Linked DNA regions of Homo sapiens: region 2 is linked to region 1. Evidence: chromatin contacts called from ENCODE Hi-C or POLR2A ChIA-PET data. All regions are on one chromosome and are shown on one strand. The core of a region is the stretch at or near the end of the contact, and the rest is flanking DNA. Distances in the headings are between cores, read along the strand shown. Region 1 overlaps SLC37A1 (solute carrier family 37 member 1). Region 2 has its middle 12 kb from the start of PDE9A.

What was found. Hi-C counts contacts between places; a loop is a spot of excess contacts on that map. ChIA-PET counts read pairs that join two places held with the same protein, here RNA polymerase II (POLR2A).
Region 2: a loop to region 1 is called in a map of OCI-LY7, with 2.9 times the contacts of the local background. The contact joins two enhancer-like sites. A Hi-C loop is called at or near these places in 3 of 168 maps with a recorded cell type or tissue (GM23248, OCI-LY7 and ectodermal cell). POLR2A ChIA-PET finds 5 or more read pairs at or near these places in 2 of 52 experiments (H1 and K562).

Annotation. Positions count from the first base shown.
Region 1 is chr21:42,567,037-42,573,750 of GRCh38, reverse strand. SLC37A1 (solute carrier family 37 member 1) reads right to left here. Exons shown (of 20, transcript NM_001320537.2): 16 at 6,693-6,714; 17 at 5,313-5,391. LOC101928212 (a long non-coding RNA gene) reads left to right here. Exons shown (of 2, transcript NR_171773.1): 1 at 1-34; 2 at 152-667. Among named protein-coding and RNA genes, the nearest start is that of LINC01671, 45 kb to the left of the region's middle. RefSeq lists an enhancer at 1,286-2,029. Within about 2 kb of position 2,844, at least 2 of the 41 ENCODE cell types and tissues checked have a DNase peak (open chromatin) inside an H3K27ac peak, as active enhancers do.
Region 2 is chr21:42,637,786-42,644,499 of GRCh38, reverse strand. No RefSeq gene overlaps it. Among named protein-coding and RNA genes, the nearest start is that of PDE9A, 12 kb to the left of the region's middle. RefSeq lists an enhancer at 6,207-6,714. Within about 2 kb of position 3,784, at least 4 of the 41 ENCODE cell types and tissues checked have a DNase peak (open chromatin) inside an H3K27ac peak, as active enhancers do.

The DNA.
Region 1 (6,714 bases), core at 1,595-4,094:
CCAACCTATGAACTGACATATTCAACTCTGAGAGGTAAGATAACCAGGGTCTTTCATGCCCTAGGCACTTGTTTTTTTCAAGTGTTCACAAAGTGCACTTACTATTTTATAATCCCAGGAGCAATTGTATGTTTTTTTTTTTAATTCTCAGAACTTCCAGGTAAACATGGTCGGCTACTCATGTGTTATCTCCACACCCCCAAGCAACATGAACTGCGCCATCACTGACTTCTAAAGATGATAAATCCTCCCACCGAAGGGCACGTAGTTTTGGAAGATGGACACAGAAGGGCTGACAGCTAACACAGCCTCCAGTGTTCCCTGCTCCACTGAGCATCCTCAGAGGGAGACAGCACAGGGACACCTGGAGCAGAGCGAGGCCCAGCGGAGCCCAAGAGACAGGGGAGGGGAAGGCAAGGAAGGAGGAACGCAGTGGGAACGGAAGGGGGTCAGCAAGAGAAAAAAGGTGCATGGGTTGAGTCTTTTATCACAAACTGTTAGCTACATTCCCTCTGCCGCACCTCGGATCCCAGGTCTCTTTTCTCATCCTCACTGATAAAGAGACTCCTCCTGATGCCCCCGTGCAGGACAGCGCAGCTTAACCCGTGGGGACACTAAGCCCAGTGCAGGACAGGGATGCTCACCTAACAGGCGACAGGGGATCTGGGGAAAGACACCAGCTTCCACCAAGCTTCCATGCCATGGCAAGGATGTTGGCAGCTGGACCCAGGCTCCCCTGGGCACTGAAGGAGTCTCCTCCTGCAGGTTCCGCAGGGTCCCACTGCCTGGAGACCAGCAGCCAGCACACTGTCCCCACAGAGAGACTTCAAACCACTATGCAGGGCCCCTTCTTCCATGGGAAGTGATGAAGGGGCAACCTAGGTCTGCCCTGTGTCTGGGGAACACCCCAACGTGAAAGCAAGCAAGCTGGCAGGAGGGAGCCTGGAGGAGAAGAACATTCCCAGAGCTCACAGCACCCACAGAGAGCCAACAGAAGACTAAGTTGAACCTCCCCCCAGAGAGCCAACAGAAGACTAAGCTGAACCTCAGGACACACTCTTTTTTTTTTTTTTGTGTGTGTGTGGCTGAAAACCTGTTATCAATTTCACATGATTCAGTCTAACATGAAATAAAACAGGATGCACTGAAAGGGCAGAGAAACATCAGTAAACATTGAAAATATGGCAGGAAAAGTAAAATGGTCGATACAAAGTTGGAAAATACAGTCAAGAATCTCCCTGAGAAAGTGTAAGAAAGAACAGGGAGACAGGCAGGAAGGGAAAGAAAGAAAGGAAAGTTGAAGGATTAATCCAGAAAAGCCTACATCTGACTAATACATTTTCCAGAAAGAAAAAACAAATCAGAAAATGGTAGGAAAACTTATCAAACGAACAGGGGCCCAATTCCCCTAAAGTGAAGGGCAGGTGTTTCCAGACTGAAGGTGCCACCAGGTGCCCCAGGACGGTGGATGAAGAAAGGCTCCCGGGGTAAGGAAGGGAACCTGGAGATCTAAGAGAAAAAAGAGAAGGTCAGAAAGCAAGGGCTGGGGTCAGAATGTCTGTGAACGTGTCAGTGACAGCAATGGAGGCTGGAAGACGGGGGTTCTGAAGAGAAGGTGTTTCCACGTCCACATTGCCTCAGGCGAGAGCAGAATCCAGCCATCACGCACTTGTAAGCTTGCAGAACCCACCTCCCCTAACTCAGGAAGCTGCTAGGAGCCAGTTTCCACCACAGGAGTGGTAAACAGGGGTCTAGACTGCTAGGGCTGTGTCGCAGGCAAGAGAGGAGGGGGACTCCCAGCACCGTGGTGACAGGTGCTCTGGGGCCAAGCCGCGCAGTGGGCGGAGTGAGGCTGATGGCGTGAAAGGGGTGGGGCAGGGCAGGATGGCGACCACGGTGCAGGGAAGGAAGAACTTTGTCGGAAATGTGAAAAAGAGGAAAAGAGATGTTTACTTACCCGGGAAAAAACAAGATGTATCTATTGAGGGTGCATAATTAAAGTTTGTTTCTTGGCTGGAAAGTGAAGGGCAGAAGCATGGCTGGTATAACTGAGGAGGAGGAGGGGTGGGCAATGTCGGGGTGGAAGGGAGCCAGGTCCCCTCTTCCGTAAGAGGAGCACAGCTGATGACGTTCAGATGATGAACCAAGAAACATGGAAATACGTAGGTAAGCAGAGAGAGGCAGCTGAAATTGGCTGCCTCTAGAAAGAGAGGGCTGGGGAGGGGGACGGAACGCCGCTGTACAACATAATAAGCTTGTAGGACTGTCTAGCTTCTAAGGTACATTATGTTTTACTTTAATAAATAAAAATTAACTTGAAGAAAAATGCAGTGCCCTATTTAATTGCTCTGCATGAAATGTACAGAAACGGCAACCTCTGCGATTCTAAGCACTGTGAACGCCCCAGGCGCACACCGTGTCAACAAACCGTGTGGCACTTGGGAGAAGGCAGGGGTGATTTACGATTAGTCATGTTTCGCCTCCACCCGAGTCACTGCCAAGGAGTGGACAGTGACACTGAATAAGCATGCGGGCACCTCCTTCGGGAAGGGACTTGGCTGACATGGTGGCCTTCCCACTGGAGCCTGTACTTTGTCTTGCTGGGCAGCACTCACTCATGGAAGGAACAATGACCAAGGCGTGGTGGTGGGGGTGGGTAGGCCTGAGCGCCGTTTCCATGGTGACCATTCACTGAGCAGGCAGCAGGCACTGATGGGCAGTGGAGCCTGGAGGAGTCAGGTCCTGGTCCTGCCTCTGGTGTAACGCAGCAGCCATCAAGGTGGGCGCGGCAGCTCCGCGGACAGTCAGGACTTGGTGCAGGTTAACAGAAGGCCAGAGGGGGTCCGGTGTGTGTGCCACCTTCCTTGTGAGGGGCCAAAGGCATTCAGAACTGTGCCTCCCTCCACCTGCTTGGGGGCAGTGGTGGGCAGTGGCCTCTGTTCACAGACGCAGGGTCTCCACCCTTAGCCACAGACTTCTGCTTCCCTCTCATTTTGAGAATATGAAGAAAAATGTGTTTTTTCACCTAGTTCATGATTTCCTTCTCTTTTTTTATGCTGATCCTCTGCTTTTAAAACAGCAATCGGGGTTGCCAGTAGAGCGCCAAGTTAGCTTTAAGAACAGGGTTTCACAGCAGAGTCAGACCGAATTGCAGACTGCAGTCCACTGAGGCACAAGGCCAAGAGAAGGCCACGCAGTCACAACGTCAACCAGAACTGAGCTCAGCCCCGCAGTCCCCCGACTTCCTACTGAGATGCCCAAGACAGAAGATCAGAGGGGTGACTACTGCCGCCACCCAATACACTCAAAGCCCCTCTGGATCCAGTGAAAGGAAGGAACCAACATGAAGGGCAGAGACGAGGCTGGTCTGGTCTCACTTTGGTGAACAGCAAAAGCCAAAGTGTGGCTTTCTGAGCAACAGCCACCCTGCCCACCACTTCTCAGAACCAGGCCGTGTGTCGCATGACAACGGCCACCCTGCCTGCCGCTTCTCAGAACCAGGCCGTGTGTCACATGACATGGCAACGGCCACCCTGCCTGCCGCTTCTCAGAACCAGGCCATGTGTCACATGGCAATGGCCACCCTGCCCGCCGCTTCTCAGAACCAGGCCGTGTGTCACATGGCAACAGCCACCCTGCCCACCACTTCTCAGAACCAGGCCGTGTGTCGCATGACATGGCAACGGCCACCCTGCCCGCCGCTTCTCAGAATCAGGCCGTGTGTCACATGGCAACGGCCACCCTGCCCGCCGCTTCTCAGAACAAGGCCAGAACAAGGAAACGCAGAACAAGGAAACGCAGCAGCAGCAGCGTGGAGCTGGGGTTCCCGCCACCCAGGGCTGGGCGGGGGCGCCTGGGGCCTGTCCGGCCTGGCTCCTCACTGTGCAGTCAGCCGCCTGGGCCCCGGCTGCGATTCTAACTGTCTGGGAGCAGCTCATTCAGTTCACTGGGATACAGCAAAGAATCAGGCAAATCCCGTCCTCCTGGAGCTTCCGTTCCAGTGGCAGGAGACAGAGGAGACAAAACAGAGGAGTGCACCGAATCCCACTGCGGATGGGGAGAGCGCTCCAGAGAACAGACCCGGGAGAGGGGCCTGGAGGCCGAGTCGGAAGGGTTCACGCGTTCTCAGCAGGGTGGTCCCAGGAAGTCTTGCTGAGAGGATGATATCTGGGCAAAGACTCAAGGCACGAGGGAGTGCGGCACGAGGGAGTGCGGCACGAGGGAGTGCGGCACGAGGGAGTGCGGCACGAGGGAGTGCGGCACGAGGTCACCTGTGGGGACCTTCCCAGGCACGGGGTGTGACCAGAGCAAAGAGCCCGCACGGGGGCCAGCCTGGCCTTCGGAGGAGCAGCAGGGAGGCCATGTGGCGGGAGGGCTTTGCATTCTGCATCACTGAGACAGCAGTGGGCACCCAGAAACGTGCTGTGATGTTTCCAGCCTGCTGGCACCAAGGCCAGGGGCAGCCAAGAACAACATCAGCTCCCTGCACGAGCCAGTGGGAAGGCTCCAGCACCAGGTTCTGGCTGACCTGGGTCTACCGAGCCACCTTCATCTACCAAACACTCGGCTTTACTGGAGACCCCCACGCAGCAAGTGACACACAGGTTGGCACCCCAGGTCCTCCTTATTAGCTGTGACAGCCACACCAGGCAGCCCCCCATAACGTCCCCCATGTAGGAAGGACCCTCCTGATCTTCACCTGGCAGGTGTGGCAACTCCTGATTTTCGCCTGGCAGGTGCAGCCACTGTGCGTGCTCCCCATACAAGGGCTCAGGGAAGGCCACAGCCGTGCCGTCAGGCTGCACATGGGCGAGGAGACTGGCACTCTGCCAGCTCCACCTGCCTGCTCCCTAAGGGGATGGCTTGCTTATTCTGCCACCTTTTTAAATTCCAGAATATGCCACTGAATTCTCTTCAAGAGCTTCGACGATGCTGGTAACACTCAGAACCCTGTATGATTTTGGACCAATTGGTTTTTCTGTAATTTAAATAAGATTCTGCCTTTCTTGAGATGAAGGCGATAAATAATGAGTGGACCTGAGTTAGCCCACGGGCTGTAGTTTGCCAACCACTGCCTCGGGTGAAAACCTGGACACGCACAGCTAGTCACACGCCCGTCTCTCTGAAGCCACCCAGGCATGCGTGACCATCTCTGTGTGCCGATGTCCCCTGCTCATCTGCTCGTATAGTAAGAAGCCGGCCCACCCAATGTTATAGATGCAGTTGGAACCCTGGGTACCTGTTCACGAGCATGTGACAATGTGATTTCCCCTAAGACACCAAACCTCCCAGAGCTAAAACTCTCTGCGCACCTACAGAGCCCGTCCCGTCAATGATGGCCGTCACGGTGGAGAGGGCGTGCGCGTTGCCTTTCAGACTTTTATGAGTCCCCTAGAAGAGAGGAAAAACAGACGTGCAGTTATCGCCACAGCATGAGAAGTAAACCTAAGCCTCTGTATGACCATTTACTCAAACTGCTCTGCAAAACAACTCATCGTGAGGGTGTTTCCCATTATTTAAACTCCACCCCAAGCTTGCCTTGGAGAGTTAAAACTTCAAGGGTTTTTAAGAGTCAAAAGTCATCAGAAATGCTTGGTTCTAGTTACAAGAACTCTTAGGATTCTCTTCAAATAAAAAACGTTTGTTCCGCACAGTCCTGCTCCTCCCTGAGGCCCCAGAGCAGCCAGCGTGAGAGGCGTGAAGGTGCGCAACGCGCGCCCCTGCCCTGAGCTGCGCCGGCCTTCCTTCCCAGACACATCCACGTGTCTGCTGGATTCCTCGACAGCCAGGGCCTTCCTGGGACCCCTGTCAGATGTCTCTGCAGGACCTAAAATTCAACCTGATCAATAGCAAACGCCAGGGGAAGAAGGGAGGAGGGGAGAGCTGAGAAACCAAGGCTGGCGCAGGTCCTCGGTGAGCAGCCGCCAGGAGCTCTGGTTTTGAAAATGTTGCATAGACAATGGGAAAAAAGCCAAAATGAGGACAATAGGAGGGGAAAAAGATCAGGGGAAACAGTGCCTAGAAGCCTAAAACTATAAAAATGAACCAGCGTTCAAAAAAATAAATGCTTGTATATGCACGTAATATGTATATAAAATAAAGAACACACAATATGAAAATCATCCAGAACCTACGTATTTTGAAGTCTAAAAAATAAGTGAAAGTCTCTCCTCTGCCTCTACCCCGTGAAGGCTGACCATTGCTAATGGTCTGATGTGGATCCTTCCAGAATTTTCCATGCCCATGTAGACACAAGTCTGCATGCTCACGCACACTCAGGCAGTTTCAGGACACGTCCAATACAAAGGTGACCAAGGCAGGGCATGGTACCTGGATGAGAAGGGCCGAATCCCCCAGCGCCTCTTCGTGGCCCCTCTCTCTCTGCAGAGGCGTCCAGGACAGGACCTCTCCCCTGCCCCCTTGGATTGAAAAGGCGCCTGAGTCATGAGGATGGCGCCCAAGAGCCTTTTGTTGTGCTGAACGGTGAGTTTTGCACCAACCTGCCCATGATTTTAGGAGAAGGGTGAGCAGCGGGGCAGGTGCGGGAAGGCTGGAGACCACAGGTGTAGGTGAGCTGCCAAAAACGTGCTTCTGCAAATGCAGTTTTACTAACAGTAATGGAGGCCACTTTTGTCATGAATGGCACATGGCAGGGTGCCCACAGGGCTGGTGTCTCTCCCGGTTCTACTCACCAGGTCGGCGGAGACGGCGGTG
Region 2 (6,714 bases), core at 2,535-5,034, 70 kb before region 1:
ATTGAGTCAGCCATCAAAAGTGCAAGAAACTGCAAACTGATGATGTCATTTCCAGAAATAGGACTTGGAATCCTAACTGTCCTCAGACCTGAGCTCCATCGTCCCTAACAGCGTAGATCCATAGGTCCTGTCATTCCCACTCAGTAGCAAGCTGTGTACAGAGGGCTGCGTCCTGTTTATTTTGAGTGACTTGTGCAGTGCCTGTCACATTCCTTTAGAAATGGACTGAATGAATGCTAGTTTTAGGTGCAAGAGTTTGTATTTATTTTAGTGAAAGAAACTGTGGCCACGCTTTATCCGATTAATTTCTTTCTTTTTTCTTTTTCTTTTATTTTTTTCGAGACAGTCTGGCTCTGTAGCCCAGGCTGGAGTAGAGCGGCAAGATCTCAGCTCACTGCAACCTCCACGTCCCAGGTCCCGGTTCAAGCAATTCTCCTGCCTCATCCTCTGGAGTAGCTGGGATTACAGGCACATGCCACCATGACCAGCTAATTTTTGTGTTTTTAGTAGAGATGGGTTTTCACCATGTTGGCCAGGCTGGTCTTCAACTCCCGACCTCGTGATCTGCGCGTCTCAGCCTCTCAAAGTGCTGGGATTACAGGCGTGAGCCACCACGCTTGGCCTCCGATTAATTTCTTAAGGACCACCTGCTCCCATGAGCAGGAAGCCGCCTGCTGGAGGCCCTCTCACTCCTACCTGTCTGAAACACCAGGTGTTTGCTCAGGTCAGAGGGGGTCTCTGACCCTTTCTTGCAGGGAGAGCACAGGGCTCCTGCCAGCCCGCTTCTTCTATTGCTTTCTGAAAACACAAGCAAACAGACCCAAAGCACCCCTCCCCAAGCGTGTGTAAGATAATATTTCGCAGATTGCAGGATTATAGAAAACTGAATTCTTTATTGGGCACAGTGGCTCACGCCTGTAATCCCAGCACTTTGGGAGGCCAAGGTGGGTGGACCACCTGAGGTCAGGAGTTCGAGACCAGCCTGGCCAACATGGTGAAACCCTGCCTCTACTAAAAATACAAAAATTAGCTGGACATGGTGGTGCGCGCCTATAATCACAGCTACATGGGAGGCTGAGGCAGGAGAATTGCTTGAACCTGGGAGGCAGAGGCTGCAGTGGCCTGAGATCGCACCATTGCACTCCAGCCTGGGCAACAGGGTAAGACTCTGTTTAAAAAAAAAAAAAAGAAAACCAAGTTCTTAACAGGTAGGAAAATTCTGTTCCTTTATTTTTCTTAGCAGTGGAGCCCTTGCTGGCATTTTCTCATTTGAGTAATTTGGATCTGAGAGCCCGGTGGAGTGAGGAATACCCAGTGCCTTCACCTGGACGTGGTCTCCGGTGGCCCAGCTGCAAGCGCCTCCCCTCAGAAGGGTCCCTCTCTGAGGTTGCAGCTGCCTGGGAATGGCTGTTGTCAAGATCCCCAGCCTTGAGGGACCATTTCCTTTCTCTTCTTCTGTTCTCTCATTCCCTTTGGATTTGCTTTCTAAGCACTGTCCAACCTGCGGCCTGCACAGTCGTGTGCCTTCCCCTTCTCTGGTATGCTCAGGGTGGGACAGGGCACTCTGGAGTTCAGTCCTGGATGCCCCAGTCCTCGGGGGCCGGCCCATTCTCACCACCACCTTGATGTTCTTAAATGAGGGAAAACACTGTTCTGGACCAGTTTAGACCAGGAGAGGCTGCAGTGTTTCGAAGAAGTGTCTACTGAAAAATTACATAAGGTGGGAGACGGGGAAATCTCAAGGATTTGCCAAGGCGAGGAAGCATGAGGAGGAGACGACCTGTGCCTGGCCAGGATTCCACCAAGGCCAAGCTGAATGAGGGGTCTTCCAGCCCCTGGGCCCCACCCAAATTCAGACAATAGCAAAAACCTTCAGTGAGTCTGGATCAGGGTGAGGCATTGGCTCCGAAGCTGGGAGTCGGGAGCAGGAGTTGGGGCTACATGCAGCTGGGCCTTAGCTCCGAGGAGTTTACTGGCAGACAGAGGAGGGAGGTATGTAAATGAGAGAAAATACCCTAGCCCCCGGCCACCCAACCCTGCACAGCCGCAGGACATGACAAATGCTATCTCCAAAAGAGGTGTGCAAAAAGCTCCATCAGTAAATAAGACAAGCAGAGCTCTACCAACCTGGGACTTATATTTTGGTGGGGAGATAGACCATAAACAATTGATAGATGTCTAATGTCAGGGCAGAGATAAGAGCTCTAAAGGAAAAAAACAAAGCTGAGAAAGGGGATAGAGAATTCCTGGAGCTGCTGGTTTAGATATTGTGGTCCGGGCACGCATCGTGGAGATGACATTTGAGCAGAGAGGTGAGTCAAGTGAACGAGGAGGAGACTCTGGAAGGGAAGGCCAGAGGCAGCGGGTGCTGGGCAGGGAGATGGTGGAAAGAAGCAGCCAGGGACCACAGTGGGTCAGTTTTCTCCGGATTGGGGTTCTGTTCTAGGCATGACAGAAGCCACTGGAGGTGGCAAAGGCATGGAGTGAGTGGAGCCGACTTAGGTGCAGGTGCACAGAGAGGTCTGCGGGGTGGCTGTGCCAGCCAGCCCTGGGGTCTGAATCCAGCTCTTACCTGCTGGGGACACTGGATACACCCCTTAGCCTTCCCGTGCCTCAGTTTTCTTCTCTGTAAAATGGAGCAGTAGGACCCTGGCAGGGACGATCTGGTATAAAGTGTGGAGAGCATTTCGCCCACACAAACGATGCTGTTATCCTGCCTTTGCTCTCTTCTCCCTGCCTCCTTTCCTGCTTTCTAACATATGAATAGAATCTGGGCTGCTTTGCGGTGGCCCTGTGAGGTCCGCATTCTGTGGAACAAGCACTAGATCACCGTTGCCATGGCAGTTGCAGTTTCTTTCCCCCTCAGGAGCGTAGGTTTACGAATTGCTGAAGAGGCCCCTTTAGAGTGAGTCGAGCACTCTAGAGAAAATTTCTCTCCCTATCAGGGGAATTGCAACCATTTCTGGAGCTAATTCCACGTCAGGCATCTGGCTGTTGGGAGGAGGATCCTCCGGGGGCAGCTGAAATCTCCGAAGAATTGCAGAGGCCTGGAGCGCCCTCCCCCCGTGTCATTCCTTGCAGCCTTCATGGGTCCTGCTCACCCCACAGCCAAAGCATGCACTGGGCTGCCCTGTGGGCACAGAACGAGCACCGTTCCAAGGCTGTCTTCCTGGCAACCACAGTCTACATTTATTTGACATTTGTTCGGGAGTAGCTCTGTGACTGTGCTTCTGAAACACATCGGTGGACGGCGGGGGGGGGGGCGGGGGGCGGGCGGTCGTGGCCATTGCTGCTTTCAGATAAACTCCCTTTCAAAGCACAGTGGTAGGAGCAAATCTAATAGCCCACCAGCAAAACGTTAGTTATTTTAAGGCAAGCCGGTCCTCAACCATCCTAATAAACAAAGAACAAGGAGCTTTGGCCACTGTGCACAGGGAAGCCCGGTGCTTCAGAAACAAACAGATTTGAGCTTTTCACTGATGAGGTGCCCAATACAAATTTCAGTTCATTATTGGATGACACCATACATGGCTCTCCAAAGCTTTTTTCTTTTCCTGTCTAAAACACAGGACTAGCAAATCTTGCTCGTATCTCAGGTGTGTGAGAATGCTTTCAGCTACAGAAGAAGGAAGCTCAGGTCAAATAAACTTAAGCAAAGGCTATGTTTTGACTCATAACTAAATAGTCCAGAGATTGATCTGGCTTTAGACGCCAAGTAGAATCAGGGACTCAATTTCCCTCTCTCCCCTCCCCTCCCCCAAAGGCCTTCCCCTCCCGTATGGCCAGTATCAGGGTTGGCTGGCTGCCCAGAGCTCACACCCTACCAGCCTCATAACCTTGGTAGAAAGAGAGTAACTTCCCGAAAACTTCATGAGAAATGTTCTGGAGAGAACCCTGAGGGCAGAGCTGGGCCCCCGGTGAGCCATTTCAGTGGGGGGACTGGGTGCCCTGAGTGCTATGGTGGGGTCCCCTCTAAGCAGTAATACCCAGGAGTGGCAGGTTTAATTCACTAATTATATTTTTAAAATCAAATTTTTATTTTAGAACTATTTTAGATCTACAGAAAACTTGCAAGGATAGTGCATGGAGTTCCCATAGACCCTACCCCAGTTTTACCACCTTCCTTCAGGAAGTTACACTTGTTAAAATAAATGAACCAATACTGATACTTTATTATTAACTGAAGTCCATGTTTATTCAGATTTCCTTTTTGTTAAACATGTCCTTTCTCTGTCCCAGGATCCCATCCAGGACCCCACATGACATTTAGTCGTTCTGTGTCCTCAGCTCCCTTTGGCTGTAGCGATTTCCTGGCCTTTCCTTGCTTTTGATGATCTTGACAGTGTTGAGGAAGCCTAGTCAGGTACCTTGTAGACTGTCCCTTAGTTAGTATCTTCCTGATGTTTTTCTCCTGATTAGACTGGGGTTAAGGGTGTTTGAGGGGGAAGACCACAAAGGAGCAGGGCGATTGTGGCCAAATCATGTCAAAGGCACACACTTCCAAAGGAGTCCTTCCTGTTGACGTTGACCTTGGCCACCTGGCTGAGGTGCTGTGAGTCAGGCTTCCCCACTGTAAGGTCACCCTCTCTCTCCCTATCTCCAGGCCGTGTGCTCTGGAAGGGAGTCACTGTGCACAGCCCACGCTTAGGGTGGGGGGTCCACAGCACCTCCTCGAGGGGGCGTCTGCCCACGTCATTTGGAATCTGGCATGGGACATTTGTTTCTTCTCCCCCACGTATTTGTCTCTTCCACCATTTTTGTTTATTCTGTATGGACTCATACTGTGGGCTACAATTCCATACAACTTTACTAAATGTTGCTCCCAGTGTTCCAGCATTGGCCATTGGGAGCTCCTTCGGTTGGATCCTGTGGCCCTGTGACACACCCCATAAGTGAGCCTGTTTTCCTTCCTGTGTTTTTGAGCACTTCTTTTTATTCTGGCACTTACAGGGCATTCCAGGCTCATCTTGTATATTTCCTGCCCCAATTGTAGAATCAGCCATTTCTCCAAGGAGCCCAGGTTCCTATTCCTGGAGAGGGTATTAGAAACCAAGGCCTGGGTGCTAGGTGTGCTTGTTGCTACTGGGTGTCCCTGCTTCTAGGCCCTCTCGGCTGACAGAGCAAGAAAGCATTGCGTGTACACTGACATGGGTATGTACACATATCCATAACCAATTCCACATATGGCCTCCGTGTGTGTGTGTGTGTATGTATGTATATATATATATACACACTCTGTGTGTGTATGTATATATTATTTTTTGAGACGGAGTCTCGCTCTGTCGCCCAGGCTAGACTGCAGTGGCACAATCTCGGCTCACTGCCACCTCTGCGTCCCCGACTCAAGAAATTCTCCTGCCTCAGCCTCCTGAGTAGCTGGGATTACAGGCGCATGCCACCACGCCAGGCTAATTTTTGTATTTTTAGAAGAGACGGGGGTTTCACCATGTTGGTCAGGCTGGTCTCGAACTCCTGACCTCATGATCCGCCCACCTCAGCCTCCCAAAGTGCTGAGATTACAGGTGTGAGCCGCTGTGCCCAGCCTCTGTGTGTATATTAAGTCAGATGTGAGCTCCTATTGGTCCCTTCAATTCTAATCCATTGCCACATGGACCACCCCAGCCTCCTCTTGCTCATGTGTTACCTCCCCCCCAGCAGTGAAGAAGCTGACCAAGCCACCTGCCATGCGGTGCTGAATTGTGTGGTTCCAACGTTCATGTGCATGGAAGTTTGGAGAGCCAGCCAGCCGGGGGATGGGCGCACAGGACCTAGCCACCTGAATGTGGCGGCGAGGGAGGGTGGGGGAGGGGCACATCGGATGTGACTGCTTCCATTTAGGGAGTCCGGGTGGGACCCTGTTCCCGGCTCCAAGGCCGTGGCTGCAGAACAGTCCCTCCTCCCCGACCAGGAGGCTGAGCCCCAGCAGTGTTTGAGGAGCTAAACTTCAGCCATGAAATTCATGGACAATTGAGCCACTCCTCTGCAGAATGTTCCATAAGGGGCCCGGAGAGCTGCTCATTTCCTCCTCTCAGCCCAGGCTGCACGCCGCGGGTCTGCTTCGAGGCTCAGATGATAGGAAGGATGTTTTCACGTGTGGGAGGCGAGGAGTGTGCCCAGCTCCACAAGCCAGCAAAGGCTGTGAGAAAACATATAAAGACACTGGAAGGGGCTGTCAGACAAGCCAGAGAATCTTTAACCCAGAGAGGGCGTGAAAAGAACAGAGACCCTCCATGGGCTGGAAGAAGACCATGCGTTAATTTTGAGTTAAGCTGTGAGCCTCCTGACGAGAAGCCCAGGGTTAAAACGGAACTCGCAAGCACAATGTTGAAAGGCACCTTGTTCTGCCTGTCGTCCAAAGTGACTGCCTCTTTGAAAAGTCCCCAAGCCAGACTGAGGGAGCCTGGTTAGGGCCCCCAGAAGTCCAGCCGGTAACACTGGTGCATTATTAAAGTATTGGGTGCCGGGTCAGCTCCTGGAACAGGGTTCCCTCTGGGGTAGCGCTGAGGCTCTTCCTGTTGGCTTTGTCCTCCTGCAATGGGGCTGGGCGGGTGAGCGTGGGGGCAGGCTGCCCTATTGGCTGGGGTTGTCCTGCACTGTCAGCTGCAGCTGTAGCCAGGAGCCCCCCTGTCTGAGGCTTGAGAGTCAGCGGAGCTGGCCTGGGTATTTTGGTCAAAAGTTGCCCAGCACGATCCATCAGGGAACATGTGACGTCCT